Regions from separate parts of the Homo sapiens genome. Here region 2 is linked to region 1. Evidence: read pairs that join two places in POLR2A ChIA-PET (ENCODE). Cell type or tissue: Panc1. All regions are shown on one strand. Each heading gives the region's core, and the rest is flanking DNA. Links, peaks and the distances in the headings are about the cores only. Region 1 overlaps STXBP5-AS1 (STXBP5 antisense RNA 1). Region 2 overlaps STXBP5-AS1 (STXBP5 antisense RNA 1).

The links. ChIA-PET counts read pairs that join two places held together with the same protein. Peaks named below come from ENCODE experiments on the same cell type or tissue, not always from the same donor. Only the 100,000 strongest peaks of a DNase experiment are listed, where the experiment ranks them.
Region 2: POLR2A ChIA-PET joins it to region 1 with 6 read pairs; 2 of 35 experiments call an interaction of 5 or more read pairs at or near these places.

The regions. Positions count from the first base shown.
Region 1 is chr6:147,055,252-147,071,719 of GRCh38, forward strand. The region is part of intron 5 of STXBP5-AS1 (STXBP5 antisense RNA 1); the gene reads right to left. Among named protein-coding and RNA genes, the nearest start is that of LUADT1, 95 kb to the right of the region's middle. In Panc1, for the core only: no CTCF peak of the experiment used is centred there; a DNase peak (open chromatin) is centred at 8,460; H3K27ac peaks cover 2,512 bases.
Region 2 is chr6:146,890,010-146,906,477 of GRCh38, forward strand. All of the region lies in intron 7 of STXBP5-AS1 (STXBP5 antisense RNA 1), which reads right to left. Among named protein-coding and RNA genes, the nearest start is that of LUADT1, 260 kb to the right of the region's middle. RefSeq lists a silencer at 1,964-2,258. In Panc1, for the core only: CTCF peaks have their summits at 12,563 (motif pointing right) and 12,767; a DNase peak (open chromatin) is centred at 12,572; H3K27ac peaks cover 6,302 bases.

The DNA.
Region 1 (16,468 bases), core at 4,495-12,494:
CCGCACAGCCTGCTGTATGGCTATTAGGCTCGAAATTGTTTACCACTATGTCCCTGAAACCAAAATTACAGTAAAAACCCAGTAAATCATCCTTTCCTGCATCAGCAACACCAGACTAATTATCTACATCACAAGAAACCTGCACCTGCGTAGAAAACCCTTCTCCACATTGAAGAACACGACAGTCTGAAATTAGGACCTCACTGAAATGTTTCATCAGGCAGACCTAGTTTTGCTATAAAGAAGCTACCACCCACAGTTATCTGAAACTTATTTATTCCTCCCCCAAATTGCCGGCTGGCCATAATACAGTCATCACTTTCATGTAAAAGGTTTTCAGCACAATAGAGCTCACTCCTATGCATCATCTGAAGCAATATAAGCTAAATAGCCACAAGCCTGTAGAATGTTAAGAGGTGAGAGGCAATAGATATCATCCAGTTCAACTCCTTCATTTTAGAGATGAGACAACTGAAGTCCAGAGAGTCAAAATAACTTAATAAAGTTCACACAAGTGAGTGAATGCATTCTATTTCTCTAGTAATTTTCTTTTTTGTACAAACTCCATCTCTGCCTACCTCCTTTCTCTTCTCTGTTCCTAGCCATTGTCTCACTGTAACCCCAGTAAACTACAAAGGCGGTGACATAACCTAGGCAGCTAACTTTCTGCAAGCAGATTCTCACCGGAAAACTGGCACTTGGTGCTTTGGCAGAGAATGTGATAAAGCAGGAGCAGAAAAGAGTGCACCATCTGGACAGAAGGACGCTTAGTGCCAAGTGGGCCCCAGCCACGGGGAAGAAGAAGGAAAAAGGAAGGGTGTCACCCAACTGCACACATTCATTTTCCCTTTGAGGGGATTTGTTAGTAACCATGCTATTCTGAGTGGAAGCCGTTGTAGGTGGTTCTGATGGCTGACGAATGTGTAGGCAAGGATGAAACAAGGTGAGTGGTAGCCAGGCAATTTGCAAATGATTGTGAGCCAGAAATAGTCGGTGGTGTCTGATTACTATGTATGAATGAAGGGATACGTCTTTGAAGGGTAAAAGTATGTGTGTGTTTTCCCCCACTTACTCTCCTCTTTCTTTTTAGGAAAGTAGCAAGCACAAGATTTTCCCTGACAGTACCTAGAAAAAAATCTTATATTTAACACCACCCACTGACATTTCTCTGCTCTTGCTACATTTTAATCATACTAATATTTTCCTATGCTGTGGCCACGTGTTCCACCTATGAAAACCATACTTGTGTACACAATGGTTTTCAAGTCAATTGGAAGCATCATAGTTGCTTCAGAGGTTCTCCTCTTAGTGATTCTAGCTTTCTATGCACAAATTGCTATCGGCAATAATATGCGTCTTAATTATGATTTTCTGTTTTTGTTATGAAGATGGCTCTAGTGAACTATACCACATTGGAGGCATAAGTATTTTAAGTTACCTTCCCCAGTTTAAGACCAGCCTGTCCAACATGGTGAAACCCCGTCTCTACTAAAAAAAAAAAAAAAAAAAAAATAGCTGGGTGTGGTGGCACGTGTCTGTAGTCCCAGATAGTCAGGAGGCTGAGGCAGGAGAATCACTTGAACCCGGGAGGCAGAGGTTGCGGTGAGCCGAGATTGCACCACTGCACTCCAGCCTGGGTGACAGAGCAAGACTCTGTCTCAAAAAAAAAAAAAAAAAAAAAAAAAAAAAAAAAAGAGTCATGCATGCTAAATTTTCAATAATACATCCACAATACATCATCTCCATTGTTTGGCATTTTAGAGTTTACAAAGCACAACACATATATCGTGATATACTATTTTAACAAGAGTAATCTGATGTTGGTACTTATTCCTACTTTATAGAAATGCTCATAGGCTTGCTAAACAGAACTCAGCCCCTGAGACGCACTGTGGCAGGTGGAACAAGCCCTGACTCTAGAAGCTGATTAAGGTGGATTTGGATCCTGATACCTACTGTGGCCCAGAGCAATTCAGTGGAGACCTCTTAGCCTCAATGGTAGCAACCCCTGCCTATAAGACTCACATGCTTTTAAATAAGATAAATGATGGGAAGATGCTTGGCATAGTGTGGGGGCACCTGTCCATTTCTCTTTCCTTTCTCAACTAACTCCAAGTCTCATGCTTTTCTATTACACAATAATGCCTTCTTGTTCCTCCTTTTTTATCCTCCTATGACCAGTGAGACACACTCTAAGACAGCTGTATGAGATGAGAATAAAACCTATGGTGAGAACACAAGCATGTGAATAGTAAATATAAGGGGGAAAACTATTCTTCAGAATTGAGCTAACTGGCCTGATCAACACTGTCATGAATGTGAAAAACGGAGGGTACATATCAATCTTTAATGTATTGCAGCTGTTATCTCCTAAACTAAATATGTTCACTTTCCTTTAGAAAAAAAAAGAGGGAGAGTAGAGGGCTTTTAGCCCTGTACAGTAAGTCACCAGAATATTTCTTCTTTTTTACAATGATTTAAATTCATATTTAGTAAAAAGTAGGCTACTCATAACAAAAATGTCAGCCTAATAAGCTTCTTCTGAAATGATTTTTATTTTATTTTTCTCTGCAGTAGTATAAAATCTAATGACCAAGCGAAAAACAAATGCATCTGGTACAGCTGATGCATTCAAAGTCTGTGCAAGCTGGAATGACGGCCTCCAGGCAAAACTGTCAGTACTTGGAGTATCCTCCCTGTTCATCAGGATTCAACCTCTGTGACATAAAATTTGATGCCTTCCATAGGTAATTCTTCTGTCAAGGAGAAGTCACTGCATCCCTGATGTTAGGAATCCATTTGTTAGATTGTGTCTTTCTTTGAATACCACCAAGGCTGAATGACCTCATAATTTCATTACTCTTCAGCACAGCCCAAGTGCAATTCATAAACTGCAGGCAGAAAGATTTCCTCCTCTTGGGAGAGGTTGCTTCTGCCCACCCTTAGTATTTCTTTCCATATGGACGGTGCTGCCCTCATGGGGCACTCCTGGCCTCTCTTCTCCTCTTCACTCCCTCAAGGGAGAAAAATATCAATCCCATTGTTTTTTAGGAGAAATTTTGAAAGCATAGTCCAGCCCCACTCCTCCCATTTTCTCTTCAAGAACTGGCCATCTCACTCCATAGCCTAGACTTTGGCAGCCCTAGACTACAGGGGCACAAGAACTGGCATTTAACCATGTAATTCCAATATTTTATCCAAAGGTTACCATGAGCTTTATAGCTGTAGTATTAGCAGTATCTAATTTTTGAAGGGGAGAAAAGTACTCAATATTTAATATATCTTCTTACATATTTATTTCATTGAATAACACCTACTATTTCAACTCCAAAATAGAAAGTCCTGATAGGGAAAAGGCCACCAATTAGAATATTTTTAATTTTTAAAACACATTCACAATATAGCTGCCCTTGGTAAATATATTTATATTTCACTCATCATTATATAGAGATAGATGGGAATTTTGTCTATGGGATTTGAATTTCTACAAATCAAGAAGTCAGATTTTTTGTTTCAATTCTAACTGCCCAGCTGATGTTAATTAAATACAGAGTGAGAGCATTTAAATATCAACCATAAGAAATACAGTTCATTGGTAATCATTTACAAATTTTTGAATGAATATTAAGGTTAAACTTCCAAAGAAATATTTACAAAGCAAAAGAAGTGAGTCACTTTAGAAACCTTTTCATCCCCCTCATGCCTAATACCCAAAATATCCCAGGTGCATGGGTATTATGAAATACATTACTGTAAGCCCAGCACATCAGGCAATGAAAAAAACTAGGCCAGAAATGTTCCCATATGTTTAGGCACCAGCTGTTTTTCATGGGTGGCTGGTGGACATTTCCCTTCCTAGCCCTGGAAAATCACCCTAAATCCAGATCATCTAATCAGCTTCTGCCAAGCTGTCTGCAGGACCTCGGAGGCCACTGGGCTCTGTCCACACTGCTCTTCCTGAATCATTGAACTTTTCTGTGCTCATTGAACTTTTCCCTACAAGGTCATTCTCCCTAATCTTTAACCATCTTTTAGGCATTGTAAGAAACCTTTCCCACATCTCTGTGAATTCCACTTTAGAGTCTCATCTAATTTCCTCCATTTAGGCAGAAAATGTGGAACTTTATTATAGCTTAAAAAAGAAGGGGAAAAACAATGTCTCCCTCATTCTTTTGGAGTATGTAGTTATGAGGTGTTGCACAGATGTAAAGAACATAGCTGGTTGACTAGCATATATCTCAACACTTTGCAAAGAAATTGATTAAGGAAAATGCCGTTAATTCAGACCTTACTTTGTCAGAAATGTTAAAGGGTTTATAGCCTAAGTTTACCTTTATGCTATCTATTTACACACATGCTTTCCACATGTTGATAGGCAGAACACAGTGGCTCAAGCCTGTAATCCCAACACTTTGAGAGGCTGAAGCAAGAGGATCATTTGAAACCAGGAGTTCAAAACTGGCCTGGGCAACATAGCAAGACCCTGTCTCCATAACAATATGAGCATATGCAGGTGTTTTTTAAAATATTTTTTTTTTTTTTTTTTTTTTTTGAGATGGAGTTTTGCTCTGTCACCCAGGCTGGAGTGCAGTGGCGCGGTCTCGGCTCACTGCAAGCTCCGCCTCCCAGGTTCACGCCATTCTACTGCCTCAGCCTCCCAAGTAGCTGGGACTACAGGCGCCCGCCACCACGTCCAGCTAATTTTTTTGTACTTTTAATACAGATGGGGTTTCACCATGTGAGCCAGGATGGTCTCGATCTCCTGACCTAGTGATCCACCCGCCTCGGCCTCCCAAAGTGCTGGGATTACAGGCGTGAGCCATCGCGCCCGGCCAGAATTAATGTCCTTATAAGCAGAGACACTAGAGAGCTCTCTCCCTCTTTCTCTGTCTCTCTGGAAGCACACAAAAAACGGTTTCTCAGAAAATGTAGAGAAAAGGCAGCCAACTACAAGCCAAAAGAAGAAACCTTAGAATGAAACCCACCTTGCCAGCACCTTGATCTTGGAATTCTTAGCCTGCAGAATGGGGATAAATAAATTTCTGTTGTTTAAGCCACTCGGTTTATGATATTTTGTTATGGCAGTTCAAGAAGATTAATATGCTACCCTACCTTCATAATTGCAATAAAGAAAAATATACCTGAAAATATATTAATAAAATATACCTTAATTGCTCTTGTCATGACCTAATGCAGACTGCCTCTGACTTACTACGGCTTGACTTCAGATTTTTCGACTTTACAATGGAGTTGAAAGCCTTACACATTCAGTAGAAATTGTACATCAGGTACTCATGCAGCCATACTGTTTTTCACTTTCAGTAGAGTATTCAATAAATCACATGAGATATTCAATATTTTATAATAAAATAGGTTTTGTGTTAGATGATTTTGCCCAAGCATTAAATGCATTTTTACTTACATTTCAACTTACAATGGGTTATTGGGACATTGCCCCATCATAAGTTGAGGGGAATCTGTTACATTTCTGCTCTTGGTGTGTTTCCCATTTAGAGAGGAGGGAAAGTGAGAGCAAGGACTTTGTCTTATGCATCACTGAATCCACAGCACACACAGCAGTGCCTGACACAATGTAAATACTAAGCTGACATTTGCTAAACAAATAAATGTTAGGTAAATGAATTTTAAAGTAATATTAAGCCTGATGTTTTCTGTTATGTGGGTATCTCATCTGAAATGGCAAGATTTCTCTGAAGCAAGATCAGAGAAAATGTATTTTATGTGTTTCCTAGTTTGTAGTCATGAGACACAGAAAAAATACGAAACCTACTTCTCTAGTGTCCAAAATAGAGCATACCACCACCACCTGTGATATTGAAGTAAAGAATAAACAAAGAAAAAAGAGCAAAAGGGAAGCATGAAGGCTTCATAAGCAAACAGGGAAGCCATTCTAATTTAAAATTATTTTGATAATGTATATAATACACTAGATGGCATGAGAAATGAGAACACAAAAATGCACCATTGCTTGTTATTTTGGAGGGGAGGACAGTTGCATTTGCTCTTGTAATTGTCAAATGTGTTCCTCTTGTGCTGCAAGGATCCATCATAGCCAGCTAGAGACTGGGGGCTGGCAGTTCTATTGATAGACTTGAGCACACACTGCAGTCTGTCAAGTCTCACATTTACATCTTAGGATCTAATCTGTTTTTCCTTCCTTCATGAAATCAATTCTGTAGCAATTAAATAACCAGCCCACAAGGCATTTTAATATCCCAAGCATTTATCTATATATAGCCCAGAAAGGAAAAGGTAATTAGAAGTGACTTACTATCACCGGTGCTGGGGGACACATTAGAAAAATCAGTGCTTCATCATTACTTTAAAGAGGTACCTCTAAATCTACTTCATTTGTGATTCAGTCCTCCTCTGTGACATGCTGCTGAGTCCTTTGATTCCTAGAGGACAGAGACTTTTAAATGGTTGTCATTATATGGGATTTTATTTCATTTTCTGTCAATTTCAGGCAGCACTGAAATAGACTGTTTTTAGCTGTGGGATGGTATCATCACATGCACACAGCATTGGTTCAAGTAAGTTTTGAAAGATGTGAAAAGGCTCAAAGAAAATGACTTTCCATGTCCTCATCCATTTGAGTGTTTTAAGCTGAGTCTTATAGGTTAGAATTTCTTGAGGAGTGATTTACGGGAAAAAGAAAGCAAGGAATTTCCAAAAGATCCAAGCAAATTTTATTGGTCTTCTCTTTGAAAACTGAATTTACCTTTCAGATCAATAGCCTGAACATATGAGGAAGTTATGGCAGAGACTAATGAGCATAGAATTTACCTTGGAAAGACCAACCGTAATTCCTGGTACTGCCTCTTCCAGCTACTAGTAAACCCCTGCAACTAGATTTCCTCATTTACATAATGGTAATAAAATACCCTTGGTGGTTATTAGATGCACATCTCTTTCCATATTAGCAACTGAAATTGAGGTGCATATCACCATGCATGGTTGCTTTCAATACTCCACATCAGTGTTTGGGACCAAGTTGCTGCTTAGGGCTGCCCTGGTATTCCAGAAGTATAAAGCTAAGGAATTGCTAAGGTGAGAACTTGGTAATGTCTCTGTCACCACCTCCAGAGTTCTTCCTAGCTATATGCATAGTCTCTGTTTCAAGCCATCTCTCTGCTGAACCTGGGTATGGAAGCCTCCAGACTGAGAACTCAGGAATTTAATGTGGGATGTAGCAACAAGGTAAATTTCCTTGATCTATTACCTAGTTCTTTTACCTATTTGCTATAATAATGCACCTATTTGAGGCACTTCAAGTCATAAGTCACATGGAATAATTAGGGAATTCATCTATGGCTGAAGGGAAGATTCAAAGCACATTTATAAGAGGCATAAAATAAATTTTATAAGTGACTCAAAGTATTTTGTCATGGTTAAGTAGAATTATTTTTTGCTTTCATAGTGGTACATTTTTAAAGGTGCATTTATAAGCTATGGCATGTAAGATTCATGAAACAGTACCTGCGGCAAGGTCAGATGAGACCATGTGGGTAAAATGGTTTATAAATGACAAAAGTCAGTACAAATGAAAAATATGATAATAATACTCTGCCAGGAATCAGTTGAAGGAAAACCACTCCATAAACGTATTTTGTGGTTTATAAATTATGACTCAATAAAAAATAATAAGCCAGGCATGGTAGCATGTGCTAATAGTCTCAACTACTCAGGAGGCTGAGGCAGGAGGATCACTTGAGGCCAAGAGTTTAAGACCAGCCTGGGCAACACAGCAAAACTCTACCTCTAAAAAATTTAAATAAATAAAACATAATAGAGATAATCCAGCATATTCAGAACACCCCAAAACAGAATTTTATTTTGCATCCCCTAAGGAAATACACATAAAATTTAGAGAAATTCTCAGTATAGAATTTAAAGTTCATCTTTTTATGATAGTATATAAATAAGAGCAATAGAGCATGAATTTCTATATATAACATATGTATATTAGAAACGTTCATTAAGGTAACCACCAAAAGTGGTAGAAGGCTACACTGAATATGAGTTTTGTAAATATGGTTCCCTAGTGGCATCACAAGACGTTTCAAACTCACTAGAATCAACTTAGAGAAGAATAAATCCATATAGCCCAGCGACAAACTGCCAAGGCATTCTGAACACCAAGATCTACCATGAGCATCCACTCCAGAATGTATGTGTTATTCACTCAACATACATCTACCGAGACCCCATTCAATGAAAGCAGAGTGTGAGAACCTCTGCTTTCATTCATTGTTACAGCTCAAGGTATTCATTGTTATAGCTCAAGGACATTACTTTGCCTTTTACAATACTAACATTGAGAGTTCCACACTCTAGGAAAAAGCAAGTGCATTCCAATGAAGTGTGTAATAGCATGCTCACCCAAAGATAGTGAGGACAGATTCCTCATTGATCTCTCTCAGTGCCAACAGGAAAATATCCCAGTATGGTGCATTCTACTAAGTATCTCCTTAGGTGTTTCAAGTGGCTAAAAATAAATCAGTCCAAAGTGACAAGTCATGGTCATTAGTGCCTGTGAACCTTTGCAACTACCATCACTTCTGCCTTTTGTATAACTTCTTAACTCTTGTTCTCATAAGTTTCTACTAAATGACTCATTGCCACTGGGAAGCATTCCCTGAACTTCCCAGCATCAACAACTTCTTCATCTATACTAAGACAGTGTCCAGTTCCCTTCCCTTGTGGGTTGGGTTGGCTGGAGAAAGTGCTGGGAGCTGAAGATGCCAGAGGGGTCACCACCCCATGGCTTCCACTATCACCACTTTAGAGGAAAAGTAAAGTGTTCCAAATAGAGCAGGGCCTTGTGTCACTCTGTCTCACCTGAAAGTTCAGTTCCCTTCTGATTGGTGCACTCCCTGCCGAAAACCATTCATTGCCTGCTAACCACCACAGATGATATCCAATCTCTAGAGCAGGAGTTAGTAAACTAAGGCCTACTGGCCAAATCTAGCCCATGACCTGTTTGTGCAAGGTGTGCAGCTAAGAATGCTCCTCACATCTTAAAGGATGGAGAAAATAAGATAAGATGGGACAGAAATTGTACATGGCCCACAAAGCCCCACTTAAAAGGAAACATTTGCTGGCCGGGCGTGGTGGCTCATGCCTGTAATCCCAACACTTTGGGAGCCCTAGGCAGGCGGATCACGAGGTTAAGAGATTGAGACCATCCTGGCCAACATGGTGAAACTCCATCTCTACTAAAAATACAAAAATTACCTGGGCACGGTGGCGAGTGCCTGTAGTCCCAGCTACTCGGGAGGCTGAGGCAGGAGAATCACTTGAACCTGGGAGGCGGAGGTTGCAGTGAGCTGAGATCGCACCACTGCATTCCAGCCTGGTGACAGCACGAGACTCTGTCTCAGAAAAAAAAAAAAAAAAAGGAAACATTTGCTGACCCCCTATTTAGAGAGTGGTGTCGGAGACGTCTTGATCCATTCCCCCAGTGCCTTTCTGGCCTCATCTGCAGAACCCAATATCCAGCCATAGACAACTCCCTGAGGTTACCCCAAAATGTGTCTTGATTATAATACACCCACAGCTTTAAACATGCTATTTATTTTCCCTACCATAATATGATCAAATTCTTATTTTTGAAGATTAATTCTGTAACTGATTCAAAGGTGAGTTTTTGATGGGTGGTAGGGATAAGGGGTACAGGATTCTGGAGGAAGACCACAACAATGGATCAGGAGAAAGATGACAAAAGTCTGAAAAAGTACAGAGGAGGGTGTAAAATTCGTAGATATGAAACATATAGTAAGGAAATGGATACAGAAAAAAAATAGCAAAGATATGGAACATATTTGTTAGTTGCGGAGACCAAGAAGGAGTCTAGGAAGCCAACAGAGCTCGAAATGTAGTAAGAGGAGGATGCTATTTCCATTCACCAAAAAAAAGAAAAAGGCAGTTCTGGGAAGAAGATAATGGGTTCAACCTCCTAGCTGTTGCATTTTCAGTTTCAGTTTCTGTGTGAAATGTCCACGTGTAAGAATCTTTTTTCTTTTCTTTTCTTTTCTTTTCTTTTCTTTTTCTTTTTCTTTTTTTTTTTTTTTTTTGAGATGGAGTCTCCCTCCATCGCCCGGCTGGAGTGCAGTGGTACAATCTCTATCTCGGCTCACTGCAACCTCCACCTCCCAGGTTCAAGCGATTCTCCTGCCTCAGCCTCCCAAGTAGCTGGGACTACAGGCACGTGCCACCACGGCCAGCTAGTTTTTGTATTTTTAATAGAGACAGGTTTCACCATGTTGGCCAGGATTGCCTCAATCTCTTGACCTCGTGATATGCCCGCCTCAGCCTCCCAAAGTGCTGGGATTAGAGGCGTGAGCCACTGTGCCCAGCCAAGAATCTTGTAGGCAGCTAGAAAGAATATGCTGAAATTCAGGTGAAAGGTCTAAGTTGGTGCCACAGTTCTGGATGCTGGAGTTGGCACTGTGAGAGCAGATGAAATCCTTGTCAAAGCTGGAACCCAAGGAACGCTACCATGCATGGGACAGGAGAAGTAAAACTTGCCAGCAAAGAAGACAGAAGAACTGGTTAAAATAAGAAATAACCAGAACACAATGGTGTTGTGGAAACCACGAGAAAACAGTGCTTCAGGATGCCACGTGCTGCAGAATAATTAAGACCAATAAAGACTGGAGAGTGGCCATGGGATTGGCGACTAGATGATGTCACTCTCCTCTCAGGTTCTGGAAAATACGGAAGTGCAAAGAACAAACATAGGCTTGTCGGGAAACTATACTGCTATTGTTTGAAAGGCTTTAGATTCAGACAAATCTGGCTCTAAATCCTAGTTCAGACACCTGTTTTCTGTGAAGCCTAATTAACCTTTCCAGGTGGCAGTTTCTCCATGGGTAAAATAGAAACTACACTAATTACAAATGACTATTATGACAAATGTCTATAAAATAAAATGATAGAGGTTAAAGTGCTTGATACATAGCCAATATTTAATAATCATTATGAATTATTATTGTTACCAAAACTGTGGCTTTACAAGAAGATAGATAAGATTATGGCTATGGGGGCACAAGCTCAAAAGAATAAGATTGTTTTTCATTTTGAAAAATGAGCCTGTTTACAGACTATAAACAGTGTTTGTATAAAGAGAGGTTATAATTGATCACTCACAGTTCTGGAGGATATAGAAAAGGATGAAATTAAGAGCATAGGTGACAAATTAGAATCGACTTTTTGTGTATGAGAGAGAAGAAGAGAGATGAGTTGGAAATTGAGTTGAAAACAAAAAAAAGAGACAATGGAAGATGAGGGAGTTCCCTCCTGGTTAGTAAAATTATAAAGAAAGCCAGCTTAAAGCTTCTCAGGGGACCAATCTCTACGAGGTATTAGCATGTCACTAGAGAAAATTAGTTTTACTAGAACTTCTCACAGGGAAACTGCAGTATTCTACATGGTAGGAAGGCAAATTCAATTCCTTCTTGAGGTGGAGAAAAGTGAAACACTCTTCCCTCTGCCAAGAAGGCCCATAGTTCCCCCAGTGCCTTTCTGGTCTCATCTGCAAACCCAATATCCAGCCATGAACAACTACTTGAGGTTACCCAAAAATGTGTTTTTATTTTAATATACCCCCAGCTTTAAACATGCTATTTCATTTGCCTACCATAACACGATCAAATTCTTATTTTAGAAAATTAACTCTGGTAACTGTTTCAAAGATGAGTTTTTGATGAGTGGTAGGGATAAGAGGCATTAGTACAGTAATAACAAAAAACGGTTACTACACCTCTTTGTACAAGGGGAGGGGAGGCTCTGCTGATCTGCAGAGCTGTTGCTTTGCAGAATGCAGTGTGCATGTCTGGGGCCATAGCTGAATTGCTTAAAATAATGGAAGAAAGGTTGATCCGTCCCTCCTTTCCCTTTAATAATTATCCAAGCCAGTAGTCCCCAACCTTTTTGGCACCAGGGACCTGTTTCATGGAAGACAATTTTCCCACGGACTGGGTAGGGGGATGGTTTTGGGATGAAACTGTTCCACCTTAGGTCATCAAGCATTAGATTCTCATAAGGATTGTGCAACCTAGATCCCTCCATGTGCATTTCACAATAGAGTTTGTGCTGCTATGAGAATCTAATGCCGCAGCTGATCTGATAGGAGGCGGAGCGCAAGCGGTAATGTTTGCTCAACCTCCACTCACCTCCTGCTGTGTGGTCTGGTTCCTAACAGGCCACAGACCAGTACCAGTCCATGGCCCAGGGCTTGGGGACCCTCAATCTAAACAACATTGGTTTGAAATGTTCCAAACCAGCAGCCTGCCTGGGGTGCTCAAACCTTGGCTCCATTGGAAATGGAAATGAAGTTCCTGGTGATGGGGAGTGGGTCAGGGTATTTGAAGAGAGTGGAAGGGATGATGACAGATTCTGTGAAAAACCTGAAACCAACAGGTATTGAAGATAGAAACTGTGTAAGGGGCTTACAAATGAGAAAGGAGAAAAAATATCAAGTGACTAGAACAGTCTGTGAGGTCACCTATACTTCTCCTTCTTTTCCCTTAACTTCTTCCCTTTTGCCAATTCCTTCTGCTGACTTACTTTGAAACTCTGACATTTTCAATTCCCTCTTTATTTCCCCTCTCCCCTGCCCCACCTCACCCTTGGTCCTTATTCTCCTGATTGTATACTTTTTGGGTAGCACTGCTTTGCCACTCCACAGGTAAATCAGACTTATTTGATCTTATTTCTAGGGTATTATGTTTCCCAAAGTGGTGGGGAAAAAAAGAGAGGATACATAAATTCCAGTTTATATAAAAATAAAATGGAATCTGAAGTACTCATCTACGTTTCCCTTTTTACGCATACATAATTTTTTCATATTTTGCTTTACAAAACTACAATCAGTGCCTCTAATAGACTTTCCCTTATTATAGCCTCTTCAGTCCATGCAGTATAAGAAGAATCAAACTGTTTTAAATATGCATATTCAAGCCAGAGAATTAACTTCAAAATAAGATATTTTCCAGGAATAATTACTGCTGTAGTTAATGACCTGTAGCATGCTTTGGTCCATTAACTCCTCCCAGCTGGTTAATACTCCCTTAGGAAATGCCCAGTGTCTCAATCATTATTGACTAATTAATTGGGCTTTCCTGGACACAGATGTGTTTTTGTAACATCATATCTCAAGCAGGTGTATTTAGTTGTCCACTGACCAAATGCTGTTGTCCAGTTTCAGATTCTTCTAGACCGATATTCATTGATGGTCTAGTTTACATTCATGAAAGTATCAAAATAAAAATGAAATCAGAAAATATACTAATGTGAAACTTCCCAAACAAAATAGGCTTTTTTCTTCCCTAAGAGAACTATGTGCTAGCTCTGTGATACTAAGCAAGTTACTTAACCTCTCTTAAGCTTCATCTTCTCATCTCTAAAATGGGGATAATAATAGCAGCTGCTATCATAGGAGTCTTGCAAGAACGAAGAGATAATGCAGAGCAAATATATAGGATAATGCATGATATCAGTATTCAGGAAGTCATCATTTTTATTTACTATCTTCTTTACTACAAAAGCAGAGGGCAGATTGCATGGGCATAGAATATTTTGCGCCAATTACAAGCTCACCTCAATCCCAATATTTTTGGCCTTTTTCCTAAAACAAATCCTAAAGAGAATTATACAGTACTCACAGATTCTCTGAACTGAGTGAGAATATAAGAAAGGAAGAAAAGAAAATCAGGATAGACTTCTCAGTCACTCTTTGAATGTGAAAATGCTTAGCCACCAAACTCTTGATCATTTTTTAATCAATAGTTTTTTTTTTCGTCAATACCTCCACCAAACTCTTGATCTTTTTTTCATCAATAGCCATCCATCAAGTATAGATAGCAGCAGGAGGCAGACAAATGCCTAGGCAGATAGGGGCAGGTCCCTAGTGAAATTCCACCTCCAAGCTGAAGACAGTGTAAAGCCTGAAAGGCAAGCTACAAGTCAAATCCACGGACCAGATTAAAAAATTGTCTTCCCGTTTGGCACACTTTCCTCTGATTGAACCCCACTCTTCAGCTATTTTACATATACCTACCCTTTTCTAATTGGTTTTCTACACTGCCATGCCCATCTTTGAGTGGTGCCTTTGCTTTAGCCTTTCTTTGCATACTCACAAGCCAATCAGCACATACTCTCCATTCTGAATCCATAAAAAGCCCTGGACCCAGCCACACAGAGAGAAAAACCACCCTGCATCCCCTCTCTGCTGAGAGCTATTCTGTTGCTCAATAAAATTCTTCTCCACTCATTCTCATCCTTCTAATTGTCTGCATAACCTCAGTCTTCTTGGATGTGGGACAAGAGCTCAGGAACCACCAAACACGGGTACAATCTGTAACATAGGTGGGCCAAGTGGGTGGGGTGCCTCCAGTGGCAGGCCCAGGGCCAAGTGAGGCCCAGGCAGGCATGCATCACTGGCCATGAAGGTCCCCAGTTGGCACAGTAGCCGAGAAATATCCTGCATCGTTTCAGCCACTGAAAATCATGAGTGACCCGAATGAGAGTGCAAGAGGTCAAGGTTCTGATATGCTTTCAAACACTGATTTGTGCACTTGAACCAAAGCATGAAAATTGCCTGGTGAGTTTAGGCTGCACGGCTAAAAAGAGGAGGTATAGCAGCTGTTGACTGAGAGCCTCCATGCCAGCTGAGGCCAGGTTTTCACCCATGGATGCCACAAAAGCAGCCATAGTCTCATAGGGACTGAAGCCTTGGGATTGGTGGTGCCCTTGGGAATGACAGTGCCCTTTAGAGGAGAGGAGTTGTCATCTCTGCAGAAGCTCCCTGTGTCCCTTTCCTGCCTGTCTTCTCACTCGCTTTGCCTCCTGAAATCTGGAAGAACAAATAATAACCTAGAAACTGAAAAGTAAGATTCAAGCATCTTTCATCTAATGTGATCTGTTTTGCGAACCATTATAAGTCAATGGCTTGAGCTTTTTTTTTTTAATTTTCAAAATCTCATTACATCCCTAATAGGGTTCTTTTGTGGATAAAAATGATTCAGTGCTTTTAAGTACAAGAGCTTTGCTGCTTATAAATGCTCGCTGGAGTCACGTAAGTGTAGTAAATTATAAATTTGGAAATGTAAAAGTAACAGGCTTCTGATTGAACCACAGGGCTGTATATATTTTTTTAAACCACAAAAAGAAAAATATATAGCTTCTAGTTATTATAAATAAAATCACAATAATTTACCTGTATTAGTCCATTTTCACATTGCTAATAAAGACATACCTGAGATGGGGTAATTTACAAAGAAAAGAGGTTCAATTGATTTACAGTTCTGCAGGGCTGGGGAGGCCTCAGGAAACTTACAATCATGGCAGAAGGAGAAGCAAATACGTCCTTCTTCACATGGAAGGAGAAGTGCCGAGCAAAGGGGGAAAAGTCCCTTATAAAACCATCAGATTGGCCAGGCGCGATGGCTAAGCCTGTAATCCCAGCACTTTGGGAGGCCAAGGTAGGTGCATCACAAGGTCAGGAAATCGAGACCATCCTGGCTAACACGGTGAAACCCCATTTCTACTAAAAAAACAAAAAACAAACAAAAAACACACACAAAAAAAAATTATCAGGGTGTGGTGGCGGGCGCCTGTAGTCCCAGCTACTCGGGAGTTGAGGCGGGAGAATGGCGTGAACCTGGGAGGCGGAGCACTCCAGCCTGGGCGACAGAGTGAGACTGTGTTTGAAATAAAATAAAATAAAATAAATAAAAATCAGATCTCCTGAGAACTCACTCACTATCACGAGAACAGCATGGGGGAAACTGCCCCCATGATTCAACTACCTCCCACAGGGTCCCTCCCATGACACGTGGGGATTATAGGAACTACAATTCAAGATGAGATTTGAGTGGAGTCACAGCCAAAACATAGCATTACCTTTAGTTTGTAATTTCAGTATTTTAAGCCAATGCATTAAAGGAAGAATTTAATGGGTCTCAGAATAATTAATCTAATAGCAAGAGCCTTGATTCTCATTTCAATTTCTATATGGAACTCCTGATGACTTGAAAGAAAGTGAGATCCAAAATAAGGATTGGTCCTTCTAATGGTAACAGTTATGCAGCGTAAAATTTCAAAAAGGGAAATGCATATAATTTACTATTATAAATATTTGGAAAATCAGCATCTAACTTACATGCTTTAGAAAGAAAGAAGACTTGGGGAAGTTGTGCTTTTATGAAGCTTTCTGCATTGCTTATCAAAACGAAGGCCATGCTAAACATGGCCTTCACTGAGAAATACCAGCCCAGGAACAAACTCATTTCTGATAAAGTTGATGCAGCTGTTTGATGCACAGAATAACTCACAAGGATTCCAGAAGCAGGAGTACTGTTTATTCAGTATGCTGGCAGAAAGGAACTTTTCATTTAGAAGCTCGGAGCACATAATGAGATTTATCTAAAAGCAATGGTGGCCA
Region 2 (16,468 bases), core at 5,759-13,758, 160 kb before region 1:
ATATGTGTATTAGATGAAGAGAATATTTCAGAAATAAGATTCTTAAATGTTATCAGAGTCTCAAAGTATAGTTTATAACCTCAATACATCTATAAACTTGAATAAAAATTATAATCTTAAAGAGGCCCAAGGGAGACATTCTGAATTACTATATGGAGGTAGTTTACTTGGGTATTGTCTTACAGAGCTATGGTAAATGACGGCCAGGGTAAATGAAATAGACCGTTTATTTTTTCTTTCTTGCTATTATTTATGCCCCCCTTTCTTATCCACAAACCCAGTGAAAGTGGGGTACCACGTGGAAAGCAAGGAGCTGGGATCCCAGGAAGTCATGTCAACCTTTGAGCCTCTTTCTTCAACTCTACAAAAGGATTAGGCCTGATGATACTTCAGGTGACCTTTCAACTCTAAATGTCTGTGGCAGGGTCTTTTTCCATACTATGACATAAATGTTTGTCCTCAAATACACATTCAATACAAAGAAAAATTTTAAATAACAAAAAACAAAAGAAAAAAACAACAACCAATTTTTTGCATTCTTCTGAAACCTCTTCAAAAATTAAGACCTTTGATGTCCAAAAACACTTCAGCATAACTACAGAATTTTGGCACTAATTGCTTATGATTTAGTAACAGTCCTTGAAGAGAGACTTGAAGTTTTTAGAATTGCCTATTTCTTGATAACTAAATACTAGCAGTAATTCTTAAACTTTAGTCTGCACCAGAGTCGCCAGGAGGGCTTGTTAAAATACAGGTTATTGGGCCCCACCCGCCAGAATTTCTGGCTCGGTGGGCTGGTGTAGAGCCTAACTTGCAACTCTACCAAGTTCCCCAGCGATGCTGATGTTCCTAGGTCACACTGTACACTGCACTGAGTCTACACTAGAAGGTCGTCTGGGCTCGGGAATAACCTACTTGACTCTCACAGAAAAGGCTTAGATCTATTTGTTTGTTTATCTCTGAAAGTAGATAAATGGCATTTAGAGATTCATGAAAACCTCGCTTCCTACCTGTAGGTATAGGCTCATTCCCTGCTAACTCATCCATTCCATTGACTTATTCCACCCTCTGGGTGGCAGCAGCTCTAATCTCTCCCATTTCCCCAAAGAGCAGAAAAGGGCCATGTAAATGTTTAAAAAAAACAAAAACAAAAACTGTTCCCACAGAGCTCTAGGTCTTGACCAGACAAAAACAGAAGGCCAGGCTTCCATGTCATGGCTTAGGAGGCATGAAATGAATGCTGCCTAGGGAATACCAAGTGATAGAACAGCACATGCTTGGTGTCATAAATTTGCCACCTACTCATTACAACTCATTCAAAATAAATTGGGATTTTTGGGGGTTGTTGCCCTGGGCGTGAACCTAATATTTTCACAGTCTGTGTTATTTAGTTCCACATGAGATGCTACCGCTTCTGAGGAGTCATGAGTGCTAGCAGATGGCGCACTGAGTGTGGGGGACTGCAGACCCAGATGGAGCTCAGGTCCTTGCTATGTGGCTTTTCTGAGTTTGCATTTCCTTGTTGATTAAGTAAGAACTACTTTGACTGACATGAGTCCTTGAGGAAAATTTTCAATTTCCTTTCCTTCCAATTCCCTATAGCTTGATCTTCATTCACCATGGGCCCTATGACCCCTTTCAAGGGTCCCATACAGATCAGAACAGCTTGGACAATACTTAAGCATAAATTTGTCAACTTTCAGAGATTATATAAACTCTACTTTCTTTCCTATTCTAAAATGAAAATCATCATGTTTATATTCTTCAACACACTGCTGAAAGTCTTCATAAAACACCTTCTAAATTTTCAGTCAAAATGTCTGGCTGTTTGACCTATCCAATTATCCAAGTATTTGTTGGGCCTGCTATTTTTAAGGCATTATGCTAGACTATATAGGGCAGGGGTTCTCTGACCGGTAGCATCAGCAATACCTGGAAACTGCTGGAAATGTACATTCTTGGGACTCGGCCCAGAACTACCAAATGAGAAACTCTGGAGTTGCCTTAAGTTGCAGCTGTAAGTTGCAGCTGTATGAGTATGACAGAGCCTGGGAGTTCCCTGGAGGGACAGGGTATGTGGGGTTGCACTATTAGAAGAGGATTCATGGAGGGAATGTGTTAGATCAAGGATGAAAAGATCTTACCATACAGAGAGATGAGGAAAGGTAAACAAATTTCAGGAACAGCCTGAGACAAGCTTCGGCAGGGAAGGTAAGTGTTAATTCAGAGAAGCTCTGGGTGATGAACCAGGAGAGTCAGAAAGGTGCTCCATCATGGAGAATTTAGAACACTGCTAGAAATCTACTCCCAAGAAGTGTGAAGCCATTGTAAGTTTTTGAGGAGGAAAGTTACTCAAGCTGATCTGTGTTTTAAAAAATAACTCTAGCAGCAAGATGAAGGATTTGATGTACAAGGTTTTAGAGGCAGATGATGATGTTACAGCCCCTTCTATGAGTGACTGTGAGTTCTAATTTAAGATCCCCAATATTGTTTTAAAACTGTGTCATTAATATAAGGATTGCATGTTATGATTAAATGAGAAATGTTGGCACTCTGATTGCATTCTGACATACCTCTAAACCACTGGATTAAATTAACACGTTTATTGGAATTTGGGTTTTTTTTCTTATGTTACAAAACAAAATAAATTTTGATTGAATGGTATTTCTCTTCCTAAACTTTAAGCAAAAGTATGCTTTCAAGTTAGTGGTCTTATGCTTATGAGTCAGCCTAACATCCTCTTTTCTGGTAGAATGACCCAGCCTTCCTGTTTATCATCCCATCTGGCTTGTTGGTCAGCTCCTTCCACTCTTCATGAGGTAGGTCTGGTTTGGAGCTTCCCTAGTGTTTGCAGCCCACATGCATCTCCAGGCAGCCCATTCCACACACCACAGGCAGATCGCCCAAGTCCCTGCCTCTGCTTTGCTAAATACCAACCCATCCCAACCCCCAAAAGTCATTCTTCAGGTGAGAAAGAGCTATGTGGCCTGAAGGATTTGTCATTTCAGTGGGACTTGAAGGATGAGTAGGACTCAGGAGGCAGAGGGGGTGGAACACAGGTATCTGAAAAATGTTGGCAATTACATTTGGAAGTTTTTAACTTACTTCCTGTGAGTGGAAATGCTCAGTGTTCAGCCTGTTTTTAAATCTCAGCCCAAGTACTTATTGTGTGATCTTTGGTTTCTCATGTTCCCTCAGTTCACTCATCGAAATGGGGATAATGATGTCTACTCCTTGGGGAGAGATAAGACTAAGATGGTTAGCCCAGGAACTACTATTATCATTTCTGAATTGCTACAAGCAAACTGAAGCCCATTAGCTTAAAAAGAAGTATCAATCTTACCATTAAGTTAATTAATAATGGTGAAGATACTCATGAGTTTCTTTTATAATTCAGTGATACATATTTTATTCCACGTATTTAAAAGTAAGGGGTGTAGTTTGTTTAGTAGATGATAAAAACTTCAACTCTAGCTATGGAGTTGGAGTGCAAGAATTCTTCTTAAATAGCACTATCAACTCATTTTAATTTCTGTGTTTCAAATGAAAGGAATATATCAAGTTACACAGAAAGTAGATTTTATGATTTATTCTTATAAAATGAATGAGAGTCATAATTTTGTTCCAACAATACAATGTTTAAATTCCTTTCAAGTTAAATTTTCCTCTAGAGTCAGAAGACTTTAACCAACACTTCTGACGCAGTAATAACTATTCCACTTCACACTGAAGAAGCTACAGTATCTAACTTTGAGATATACTCAGAAAGAGAAGGAAGTCACTTAAGTTCACATATCCCATGAGTGGGATCTCAAGCAAGCATTAAAACTGAGTCTGTGTTTCCTTAGGATAAAGTTGAGGCTGACTGGACCAAACAGACCCACAAGGATCAAACAGGGGCTTCAAGGAAACTCAAAGTAGACAAGGAAAAAGAGCAGAAAATTTGGTAGGAAGTCAAAGCCTATTGAAGTGACCAACATGGGATTGTAGAACTATTTGTTGATATGTAAGAATATGAATATTAACACTAATTAATAAATTCCATCATAGCATATGCACAATGGCTCACATAATTTCTGACACATGATAAAATAGGCAGATGAGAACTACAGAGAAGAGGTCATTGTGAAATTGAAAATGAGAAACATGTAATTACAAATCAATCTAATGTATAAAACCACAAATCAATCCATAATAAATTATAGCAGATGTATCAAAGTCAGCTTAAAGATCTAGAGTGATTCCCAGGCCCTCGACACTAGACAACAACCTGATCTGAACTCATACTAGACCTTCAAAATGCTCTGTGAGAAGCAGGGGTGACCTTTCATGGAATCAGAGAAAAAGGAATTCACATTTAGGACAACACTGAAAAGACAAGACTGGTGTTGGAGACAATAGAATCTGAATGGCATGAATACACTGGGTTGTTTGCTATTCACCAGAATCATCAGTTGTGAGAGGTAGGAACAGAGAAGCTCTACAGCTACATTGATTGGGGTTTAGCTGGGCAAGTAAAATGAGAAGACAGGCAGGCAAGAACATTGAAAGAGAATGACTGAAGTGCTTGAGGTACCCCTACCATGGGTATCATGGGATCTAACCCCATTAGAAAGAAGAAGGAGTTTGATGAACAGAAAGACAGAGGACTAGTGGAGGGACTGAACTTCTTGACAGGGTGGATGAATGCAATCTGTGGACCTCATAGACTGAGAAAGCTAAGAATGCAGGACACTGATCAGAGAATGGCCTTGGTGAGGGCAGGGCCATAAGAATGAAGAGCTGAAGCAGGGAAGGGTAAAGGTTACTGGAGCCGAGAAGATCATAAATTCAAGCAGCCAGGGTGTTGCATGGGTGATCCATGTGAACAGAAAAGTAGACCAGGATGGTGATGAGGTGTGGGGAGGAGAATAAGGCTACAGGCTTGTTGCTTCCAAAGCATGAGGAGGAGATCTAGGAATCTGGTAAGGGAGTGAGACATGGAGAGATGGTGGTTTAGTGAGCTATCCCAAGCCTCAAAAGAGCAAGGATTTTTGCTTCCGTGAGGAGGACTTGTGGCCTGGAAGTACCTTGGAAGACGAAAAGTGTGCTGAGCTAAGTTACTGGAGCTGAGGAATTGGGCCACCTCCACACGGGGGAAACAATGTCCTCAGAGTGAGAGAACCATCAGCTAAAGCAAGAATGTGGAAGGAATGTTCAGTGAGGCAGCTGAGAGCATAGGAGACTTATAGATACAGGATAAGAAAGGGTATAGAAGAAAACTGTTCTGAGTGAGGGAGTGAAAAGTTGGGCAACAGGAGAAAAAGCAAAGAAGTGTTTGCAAAGAAAGGATGGAAGAGGACAGAGAAAGAGGAGCGGTTGTTTTGGACTGTCACCAGAGTGGGAGGGACAGGAGGCATTGGTTTCTTGGGGAAGTGAATGAAATTGAATGGAGAATGAATGCTGTCCGGGAGCAATGGATAAAGCTCCTATGAAAGGGGCCGGGTATGGTGGCTCACACCTGTGATCCCAGCACTTTGGGAGGCAGAGGCAGGTGGATCACCTGAAGTCGGGAGTTCGAGACCAGCCTGACCAACATGGAGAAACTCTGTTTCTGCTAAAAATACACAATTAGTTGGGCATGGTGGCACATGCCTATGATCCCAGCTACTTGGAAGGCTGAGGCAGGAGAAAGAATTGCTTGAACCCGGGAGGCAGAGGTTGCTGTGAGCCGAGATCGTGCCATTGCATTCCAGCCTGGGCAACACTAGTGAAACTCTGTCTCAAAAAAATAAAAAATAAAAAAAGGCTCCTATGAAAGGAATTATTTATGACCTGTATTGATGGTACTGTGTAGGGAATTGGGGAGGTGGTGTTAGATTTATCTGAGGAGAAGAGACATAAAGGGGAGAAAAGAAAGTTGGATTGGGGCAAGATACGTACCTTATATATGGTCAGACCTCAAATAACCTTTAGCCCAAAGGCGTGTTGAGTTCCATTGTAAGAGAAAGTTTAGCTCCCCTCTTCCCTCCTGAGGTTCACTCAGCTCAGAACATTTCCTCACGTGAGTATTATAAGCAACTTGCATGCGAAAGAAAATACATCAAAGAGCCATGCAAGAAGCAAAGAAAAGTAGGAAGCTCAGAAGGTGTCCATAATGCTGTAAATATTTTAAAGGTCAGCTGCCAGGGTATTCGTGTTTTGAATCTAGGGGAAAAACACAGTGTGTTGTCACAGTGCCCCATGAAAGTGCAAAGCAGCACGTCTTCCTAGATTCTGTTTTAGCGTGCCTTCAAAAAGGTAGTAGTTCTTGCATCTGCTGCGGTTCCTGTCGCCTCTCTGCTTAAAACAATATCTTGCAAACAGCAGAGTTTCTGAGAAAAGATAAGAGGATTTGGGATTCTCCAAATGCAGCCTGTACAGACTCGGGTCTTATCTGTTCAGATTCTCCTTGGCTTCATTAACTATTACATGCTAACCTTTCCTATTTAACAAGAGGAGACTCTAATTTCCACAGCTTGATGAGAAAGATGTGGAGGTCTATCAAGGCCATGCCTTTCACATTTCTGTCTTCTTCAAGGTACCAAAAAAAAAAAAAAAGCTCATTAAACATTTCTAAGCACTGTTCTGACTATATTTGCCCTTCTCTTAACCTGAAGCTGGTTGGCTGAATTTGATGTTCTTCGTATCTGCAGTGCCTGTGTCTGCAGTGCTTATGTGAAATGTTGGAAATAGCCCTTGTAGCAGCTCTGGCCACACAGGGCTGGTAAAGTCTTCCAAGGGACAGTTTGTCTTTGGGGGTGTCAGGGAGTTCCTGAGCTGTGGCTCAGTCAATTGTCCTTCACTTATTTTAGTCATGCATATTTTCCTTTGAATAGTGAATTGTTAAGACAGTCCTAGCCTGGTCATGGAACAGTGTAATTCTTGAGACCAAATGGGGCAAAATCATCTTAGAGTTAGATCTTTTGAGTGGAAGTATTTCTTTACTTTCCAATATTCTGGTTATAATTTTAATTCTTGCAAATTAAGTCTTAAAACCTAGGGCTCACCTAAACAAGAGAGCATGTTAATAATTTGTTGCCTCTTCAAACTAATGTTTTAAAAGTATTTTCCCAGTGTGCATTAAGGAGAGAGGTTATGTGCTGTAGGGTGTGGCAGAAAAGAAGAGCTGCTCTTGGCTGTGCTGAACTGTTCTGAGCAATTTAGTCGGGATCTCAAATGTGCCTAACACTCTGCAAAATATGCCTGCCCTTTCCTGACCAACCATCCTCAGAATCAGGTAGGACATTCCTCACAGTCACCTGAGCCCGAGTCTGGAAAGTCTCTTCTCTTGTTTGTAGGGTCTTATCAAACTAATTCTTCCAACCACTTTTCCCTAGAGGAATTCTGGTAAATATGATTTCTTATACTTGTTATATTCCCATTGATGTCTTTGTAATCAGTGACGTTTAGTTCCCCTCACAGATTGATGCCAAAGGCTGTCTAACCTTTGATTCAGCTCTGTCAATCACTAAGGTCCCAAAATATATATAAATGGCCAATTTTGATACCGTGTCAGGGATTAAAAACACAAGGCAATATTTTTACATGTAACACAGGTACAGCCAAGATTGGAAACAAAACTAATAGAGATCCTGATAAATTCAGAATGTTCTTATTCATTTAATTTGTTAATGCTTAATTCTAACTTGAGGGATTCTGATAAATTTACCACTTAACTGAGAGGAATGTTTTTGAAATCAAGTATTTTGATCTAAGGAAAACACTGGGTAAATTTTCTGTCAAATTGTGAGCTGAGATGGCTAAGACTAAGTATATGCAAGAAGATAATGCTTGGGTATTTTTTTTAACTTTTTATTTTGGAAAATTTCAAGCCCATACAAAAATAGACAGGACAGTAGAAAGGACCCCTATGGACCTGTCATTTAATTTCAACCATTCTCTTCACATGACTTGTTTTGTTTCAGCAGCGCTGTCACCTCCCTCCACTCCTATGAAGATTCAGAAACATCTAGAAAGGCCAGGAAGATATATTGATACTAACAAGATGATATGCTATCAGCATAAATAGAAAAGTCTCCTTTTCAACATTTTTAAATGTATGTCTTTTACGTTAAATTCAGTTGATTTTAAGGACAGAGAACTGGCTTTAAAAGAATTTGTGAGGGAAAGACCTTGAGCGAATGAGCTCAATATAAACCAGTTCTGGAAGAGAACTGATAAACAAGTGGACCATATCTAAGACAGCATGAAAAGTGGGTTTCAGATAAAGGGAGGCACCATGAACTCCTGCCTCATGAACCCCTATCTGAGATAAAATCTTTAACCCTGGACACCACACGATAAGAAAAATGATGTCTAAGCAGACTACTCTGTGAGAGAGAGAGAGAGACAGAAAAGGCGAGGATCCTAAAAATCACCTCACTCACCCAAGGAGCAGATGAAGAAGTTCAGCATGTCTCACTAGGATTAAAAATAATTAAAAACTTGCAGGACAAGAAAATTGCCTTCAATAACCTGAATGTGTGTTCATGGAAAAGAGACTCAGTTTGCCAAATTAAAAATATGATTTTTTTTTGGAGACTCTTTGCAGGCTTCTACTGGTGTAATTTGGTGATAAACCTTAGACTCTCTCCAGTGTCCTTTATTTTAGTAAATGCTACATATGAGGCATACTACAAGCCATCTCCCAAATGCTTCCTGTTTTCAACGGATAAACAGATGAAATCTAGATTCAAAAATTACAGCCGATGGTGTAGATATGAAAAAATTTAAACACTCCTAGTAACTGATGTCATATGATTTTGCTAATGTAGGAAGAGAATTATCCTTAATGAAAAAGAAAAGAACTAGATCCTGGGCACATTGTTCCACAACTTGAACTTTCCAGAAGAGAGGGGTAGGTTGTCAAGAGAAGGAGAAGACAAGCATCGCTTATAACAACGGTATTATTTCCAGAGCCAGGCATCAAGTATGGTGGATGTATGTGCTTCATAAATGCCAGCTGAACTGACAAGACACTACCTCAGGGACTTGTCTCAGGAACAAACACTGGGAAGATTCCTAAAACCCAATACTGTTTTACTCCCACCTTCTCCAGTGTCTGGAAGTTTGACCTTGGAACCCATTCCATTACCTTTTGAATGTTGCTCATGATTAAAATGCAAACAATTCTAGGACAGTTCATCCCCAGGCACGAAGTGGTCACATGGTATATACAAAAGATGGGTTCAGTGTCTATCAGATTTGGGTTTAATTTCCAGCTCTGCTATTTTGTAGTTGTGTATGTAACTTGGACAAATGTCTTCATCTCTCTGCATCTCTTTCATGTGTGTTGAATGTAGGATTTTTATAAGCTCGAACAATAGGAAGTATTGAAGTATCACACATACAGAAGTAATGGTAGCTATCACTGGTGTTATTTCTTATCTGAACATTTTGAGAAAGGTGGAAAGGAAAGAATCTGAGGAAAGCAGATCCCAGGGAGCGGGCCAGGAAGGCGTGCCATCTAGGAGGGGAGGGAGAAGAAGCTACTTCAACTTGGTGCTTGGACCAACAATAGTCTTTTTGGAGCTCCTAGCTCTGTGACAGCTCATCTTCCCCATCCCTTGCCCCTTCCTTGTCACCCGTCATTTTCCCTGTATCATCATAGGCCCCTCCCCCACCCCATCCCACCCCTGTCAAACATCTTCCCTTTGATCACCACCTCTCCATAGAAACCATTTAGCTATAACTATGCTCATGGCAGATCTTTCATGCTGAAATTCTGAATAGCCCTCTAAATGAGTAGTGATTCTTTAACTAATGATGGTTTCATTTATAAGAGATAGAAGGGGCCGGGTGCGGAGGCTCATGCCTGTAATCCCAGCACTTTGGGAGACCTAGGCGGGTGGATAACCTGAGGTCAGGAGTTCGAGACCAGTCTGGCCAGCATGGCGAAACCCCATCTCTACTAAAAATACAAAAATTAACCGGGTGTGGTGGTGGGCACCTGTAATCCCAGCTACTCAGGAGGCTGAGGCAGGAGAATCGCTTGAACCTGGCAGGCAGAGGTTGCAGTGAGCCCAGATCATGCCACTGCACTGCAGCCTGAGTGACAAGAGCGAAACTCCATCTCAAAAAAAAAAAAAAAAAAAAAGAGAGAGATAGAAGGGAGCCAATGAGATAAGAAAACTGGAAAAAAAAAAAGAAGTCAAGAAAAAACAGAACACATTTAACCATTTAACATCATTTTCTTTCTTTTCTTTTTTTTTTTTTTTTGCGACGGAGTCTCGCTCTGCCCAGGCTGGAGTGCAGTGGTGCAATCTTGGCTCACTGCAACCTCTGCCTCCCAGGTTCAAGCGATTCTCCTGCCTCAGCCTCCTGAGTAGCTGGGATTAGAGGTGCCATACCCCCGACCCCCCGATCATATCCAGCTAATTTTTTGTGTTTTTAGTAGAGATGGGGTTTCACCATGTTGGTCAGGCTGGTCTTGAACTCCTGACCTCAGGTGATCCGCCCGCCTCGGTCTCCCAAAGTGCTGGGATTACAAGCATAAGCCACCTTGCCCGGCCAACATCTATCAGTTTTTAAAACAGAGAGCACAAAAGGTGATTTCTAGACCTTAAGAGGAGGTGCACCAACCTAATATTTGGTGAAAGAATAGATGTGTAATAGCGATATGAAATCAGATTCTTTAGCACAACGTAATGATTTTCAAGTAGTTGATGCATTAACTTCAGAAACTATAACTATTCCTTAGCTTTTGAAAATAAGAGAAAAATTATAAAGCCTAATTTATTAAAATATGAAAATCAAAAGAGATTCCACACTGAAATTCTATATATGGACTTATGAAAAGAACATAGTCTGGCCAACTGTTCTTTACAAAAAAAAATGCTAAAAATTCTACGTACGTCCAGATCTGCCCTAACAACATCCTTTCCTCCTGCGCCCACTCTACCTCCTCATTCTCCAACCTTTGAGAGATCCATTTGCTCAGCCCTGCAGCTACTAGGCTTAGGGTACAAAAATATCAAGGCCAGGGCAAGGTCAGGGGTCAAGCTAACTTCACCACTGACCAGGTTGGGCACACTGTTCAGTCCCCTGGTGTGCTTGTTATATGCGCTTGTGAACATTTGGTTAAAGTGATTTTCTTCTTTATAAAATGGGATTTTAATCAGATTCTCTCTCACTGTGGTGAAGAGGTTATAATGAGATTAAATGTGGAGAAGAACCTGCCCCGGCGCCTGGTGCACGGATTGCTGCTTCTTGACATGCCAGGCATAGGCCTGCCACGGGCTCTTTGCTTCACTGATCCTTCTGCCTGAAGTGCTTCTGCCCAAGATATTTCCAAAGCTTGCTCTGTTACCTCCTCCAAATCTTGACTTCAGTTTCCCTTTCTCTGTGAGGCCTTCGCTTGCCACCTTATCTAAAATTACAACATTCTCTCTATCCAAGAGCCTTTCCCCGCTACCTATTTATTTTTCTCCTTAATTCTTGTCATCCTACAACAAATGGTATATTAATTTATTGTATTTCCCTACTAGAACATAAGTCCTTCAAGAGCACGGAGTTTTGTCCATTCTTGCCCGTTTGATCTCTTCCATTATGCCTAGTGTGGGTACCATATAAGCACTCAATAATATTAAGTTGATGCAAAAGTAATCATGGTTTTTGCCATTAAAAGTAACCATGATTACTTTTGCACCAACCTAATATTTGGTGAAAGAATACATGCAAGGATACATGTAAGCTACTTGTACTAGCAATGCCCTTTCTTACTCAATTTCAGAAGCTCAGACATTGTTACCCTTTTCCAATCCTATTTGTCTAATAGTTATTAACACACTTCCTACCCCTATGCTGAGTAATGAGCTTCTATTAGTGAATTGTGTTCATGTAATATTTAGCAGGACTCAGTTTTCCCATGGACTCTCACCACCCCCTGGGATATGAACCTCTATCCTTGATGATGTTTGCACTAGGAAGAAGTAAATTCTCCTTCTTGTCCATATGTACACATAACAGAGTATGAGCAGGCATAATTGTCCATGTGTGCACCTCAGGCAACTGAGCCAAAGGTGCATTACTATAGCTTCTAGGACTATATGTGTAGATAGGGCAGTAGATTGGGATGCCAATTTATTGAGTTGAAGTAAAAACACATGCCTTGGATTCAACTGAGCTTTTGTGCATGGACAGTCGGAGTGTGAACAATGTGATGGGATGACATTGTCGGGAGTGGCAGCTGTAACAGCATCAACTGGTCACAGCCCTAAAACACAGTGAGTCGTTGAGTCTGTTGTCATATTTCTTATAAATTGTAACAACTTTTGAGACTTTTGCCAGAGCTGGGGTCAGTAATGAATGCATTTTCTGATACACCAAAACACCCACTCCCATGAACGCAGTTCATTCCTTAAAGCATATCCTGGCACAAAGGAACAAGACAGTGTTCATGTAGTGGACACTTATTGTTATTTAGGTGAAAAACCTGGAAAGGCAGGAAGAAAATATTTACTCCGAGGAATATTGGTTAGTCATTAAAAAAATGTCTGAAGTACAGACAATTTGGAAAATTTACTGGTAGCTCTCCTCTCCACGAGATGGCACTCATTGTCTTCCTTCCCTTTTATTTAAAGTTTCAATGCATTCATATTTAAGAGTTTGAATATACCTATATGCACATACATATGCACATGTATGCATAGTATAGCTATGTAAATGTGTATACACACATACACATGCATATACATGTGTGTGTATATCTTAGGCTTTATAATTTACCTAGATCATTCATATTCTTTTAACCATTCAGTTGCATTTTTGACAAAACTGTCATTTACTTGGAGCCCTTGGGGACATTCAGACAGACAGTATGTAGGTTGCTGTGTTGGTAGGTGTAGGGGGAGAGTCGCCATCTTCATCTTCTTCACTCCCACCCCTTGTTCTGCTTTGCCAAAAGACAAAAATACAAAGTTGCCTTGGAGCCTGGGCATCTACCCACAATAGGCAAGAATAAAGCCAGTAACCACATAAACAGAGAATAAACAAGAATGTAATGGGATGAGCTATTTATAGAAAGGCTACCCATCTAGGTTGTTAAGGGACTGAGCAGCCTACTTATTTGAAAAGCTGGTAACATTTTTAAAAAAACATTGAGGTTCACTCCCCTCAGGAGGAATCTTGCTCCTGTTAGCATCCAAGGCCTGAGAACAACTGTTTTCTTTTGTTAGTAAGGGCTAATTTTAATTAAAACAAGATCTCCTTTTCTTGAGGTTCTCCCACCATGCATTCCAGTCTTGTGTTCTGGTTAGAATGCTTCATCAATAGCCGACTTCAGTGTGGATTTGGAGGTCTGAGACACAATTACAGTAACTGGAGAATCAATTAGGGCTTTGGATCATTATGCAGCAATTCTATTTTTATTACGTTAGCACTAAAGTGGGGGAAAGATCAGGAACTCAGACTCTATAGAAAGGCAGATCAACTAATCTATAGGGGAAATGCAAGTTTCTCAGCAACAACAACATCAACACACATTAGCAGGCTGGAAATTCAACTCAAATTGACCGTGTGGGCATTCAAACCAAGCGGGCACTTGGAAGACGGAGATGATAAAGGTCCTTAGAGGACTTACTCATTCAACATGCGTTAGACAATAGCAGCCAGTCCCTCCCGCCTTTGCAGGGGTGCCTTCCTCTTGAGGCCTCTTCCTCTCCAGAAGGAAGCGTTGCACTCCCTACTTGCATGTATTAGTTTCCCTCTATGTAAATCCCCGTAGCTCATATTTATAAAGCACTTTGTTGGTTTCACACAGGTGACATCTAAGAATCATCTTTGTTCTTCTCAGCCACAATGGGGAGGAGGTTGACATGTTCATCCTAATTTTACAGATAAGTTCTGAATAGGGGTTCATGATTTGTCCAAGGTCACAAACTATGTAGAATCAATGCCTAAAATAGAGAACTGGTCCCCAGACCTGTAGCCCACACTCCCTTTTACCTGATCACATAAAAAGCCTAAGATTGATATATCATAGGAAATAAACCTTTGTTTTCTTCTCTAGCATATGCAGGAGTATCGTAAGCCAAAGTTCCCAGTGGATATTTTACATGTGACACTTTCTACCCCTAAACATTGTTTGCTATAGCCTTCTTGAGGATGGAGTCATGACCTCAGAGAAAGGGCACAGTATATTTCATTTCTCCTAGTCCCCAGACTGGATTTTCATCACGGCTGGTGCCAGGTTCTTTTTTAGTACTGCACCGGGCGTATGAGAAAGAGCTTATTTTCATGACTAGCAAGGGCATCATTCAAAAGACAATTTGAACGTGGCCTTTTATGTATTTTTTTGCAAAGCTGTTATTTGGATAACCTTCAGGGAAATCCTTAAAACACTGAAAATGAAAACCATTAACAATGTGTTAGACACACATATACAGAAGAGCTGATAATGTTGAGTGCATGTGTATATTCTGTATCCGTGTGTGTGTGTGTGTGTGTGTGTGTGTGTGTGTGTGTTGAGGGAAATAAGAGATTTGTTCTCTGGGAAATAGCTGATCCAGAAACTGTCATTAATTCATAGGCCAAAAAGCCAAACTCCTATTTTGCAGCCCTTTCCCCATGGACTTAAGGAGTCTGAGGATTAAAAAAAAAAAAAAAAGTCTGAGGTATAAATACGATCATAAAGAGACATTCAAATTTGCTTTCTTCAAAGATTTTGCTCTGAGCTACCCACGACTGCCTGAGACATGTCAGATCTTCAAGAAGTGGCTAGCTCTACTCTGAGAAGCTTTCTGTTTCTGCTTGCTACCCAGGCAACCAAAATGTCAGTGTGCACATGTGCATGCGTGCATATAAATATATACACATCTCTCACCATCTTATTCTTCACGTGCTACCTGTCTGCGTATATGTGTTTATATACATGTATGCGTATGTCTGTGTCACATGTACATTTAGAGGTGTTTTTGCTATTTGAATTTTTGCTTCTTTTTATTTTTGAAGACCAATGGAAAAGTGTTTGAAGACAGCAGATTACATTAAAAAATCAGTTTCACCGACTGGCTCTCAGATACTGGGTACATGTATGCACACACACACCTCTTCTACCCCCTCTGATTAATAGATGCTTCCTCTTAAGTCCTTTAAAAGAGGCATTCTTAGGCACATTTCTCTGCCAAAATGTAGTGGATTCCTCTTTGAAGCTGTGACCCTGTTGATTTTGTTCACTGCCAAATTTCACATCATGAAAAAAATAGCTTAATATTGGAGTGATTAACTTTCATGGAGAGCTGACAGAATTGAGTTCTTCAAAACCTAAACTCTGCCAATTTTGATGTCCCTAATTTATTCCAACAACCATTTAAGTCTAAATGCTTCCATTTTAATCACATTAACAGTATATTACAAAGAGACTGAACACCCAGAGGACTCCAGTTGCAAAATGAATTTGGCTCTTCCTTGTCCTCTTTATCTTTAGAATGATCAAATAGCTGCTGGCAAAAATGTTCAGCTAGAGTCAGCCCTCTGGCAATTTCCCATTGAGTCCCTCTGCTTCCTTAGCCAGAGGCCTGAACCTTGGCACTTGCCCAGACATCACAGAGGAAATAAACATACCTATTATCCAAGCAACCACAAAGATGCCTATCTGACCATTGCTGGCATTAGGTTTACCTGGACAGCTGCATTTGACTGGGGCTAAAGAGAGGCAGCTTTGTGAAACTAATCCACATCAATTCCTATCAACCTGGAGGCCTGATTGGCACCACGATCTAACCAGGGAGGCTGCAGCAGTGGCCCTGGGGAAACTGTGTGTTCCTGGTACCCCTTCTGGGTCTCACCAGTTGATAAAGTATCAGGCCTTCAGTGGGGCCAGTGCAGAGATTTGTTTATACCAAGGCTGAGCCATTGCCAGTTTGCCCATTCCTCTGGTACTGTACTCACATAAAGGTGCAGGAAAGCTGAATATTTAATGCAGGTATTTTATTTGAAACCAAGTGCTCCTGTTCTCCAGGGTCTACTTTCTGCCACCAGCCTACATCCTAGGAAATAGAATAAACATTTTTCTGTACTGCATAAGCCAAGCTATTTTCATATTTAGTTTCCCAACAGCCATCAACTGCATATGTGTGCAGACCCTGAAAACTCAAATACCTCCTTACTGTTTTGGCAGTGTTACATGGTGGTTATAAGCTAGGGTGTTCCTGTCAGAGAGACTGTGCTAACCTCTCAGCTCTGTCACTCATGGTATAACTTGCAGCAAGTCATTTCTGCTCTCTGAGATTGTTTTCTCAACTACTAACATGGGTAAAAGAATTGTATCTACTTCACACAGTGCTGCTTTGAGAAACAAGTGAGGTAATGCACAAAATTAAGAATCTGGTCTATAGTAAGTGCTAAATTATGCACTTCATGTAAGTGTATTTTATATATATATATATATATATATATATATATATAAAGTGTTTAACCAGTGTTATTGATATAGGAATATTACAAATAT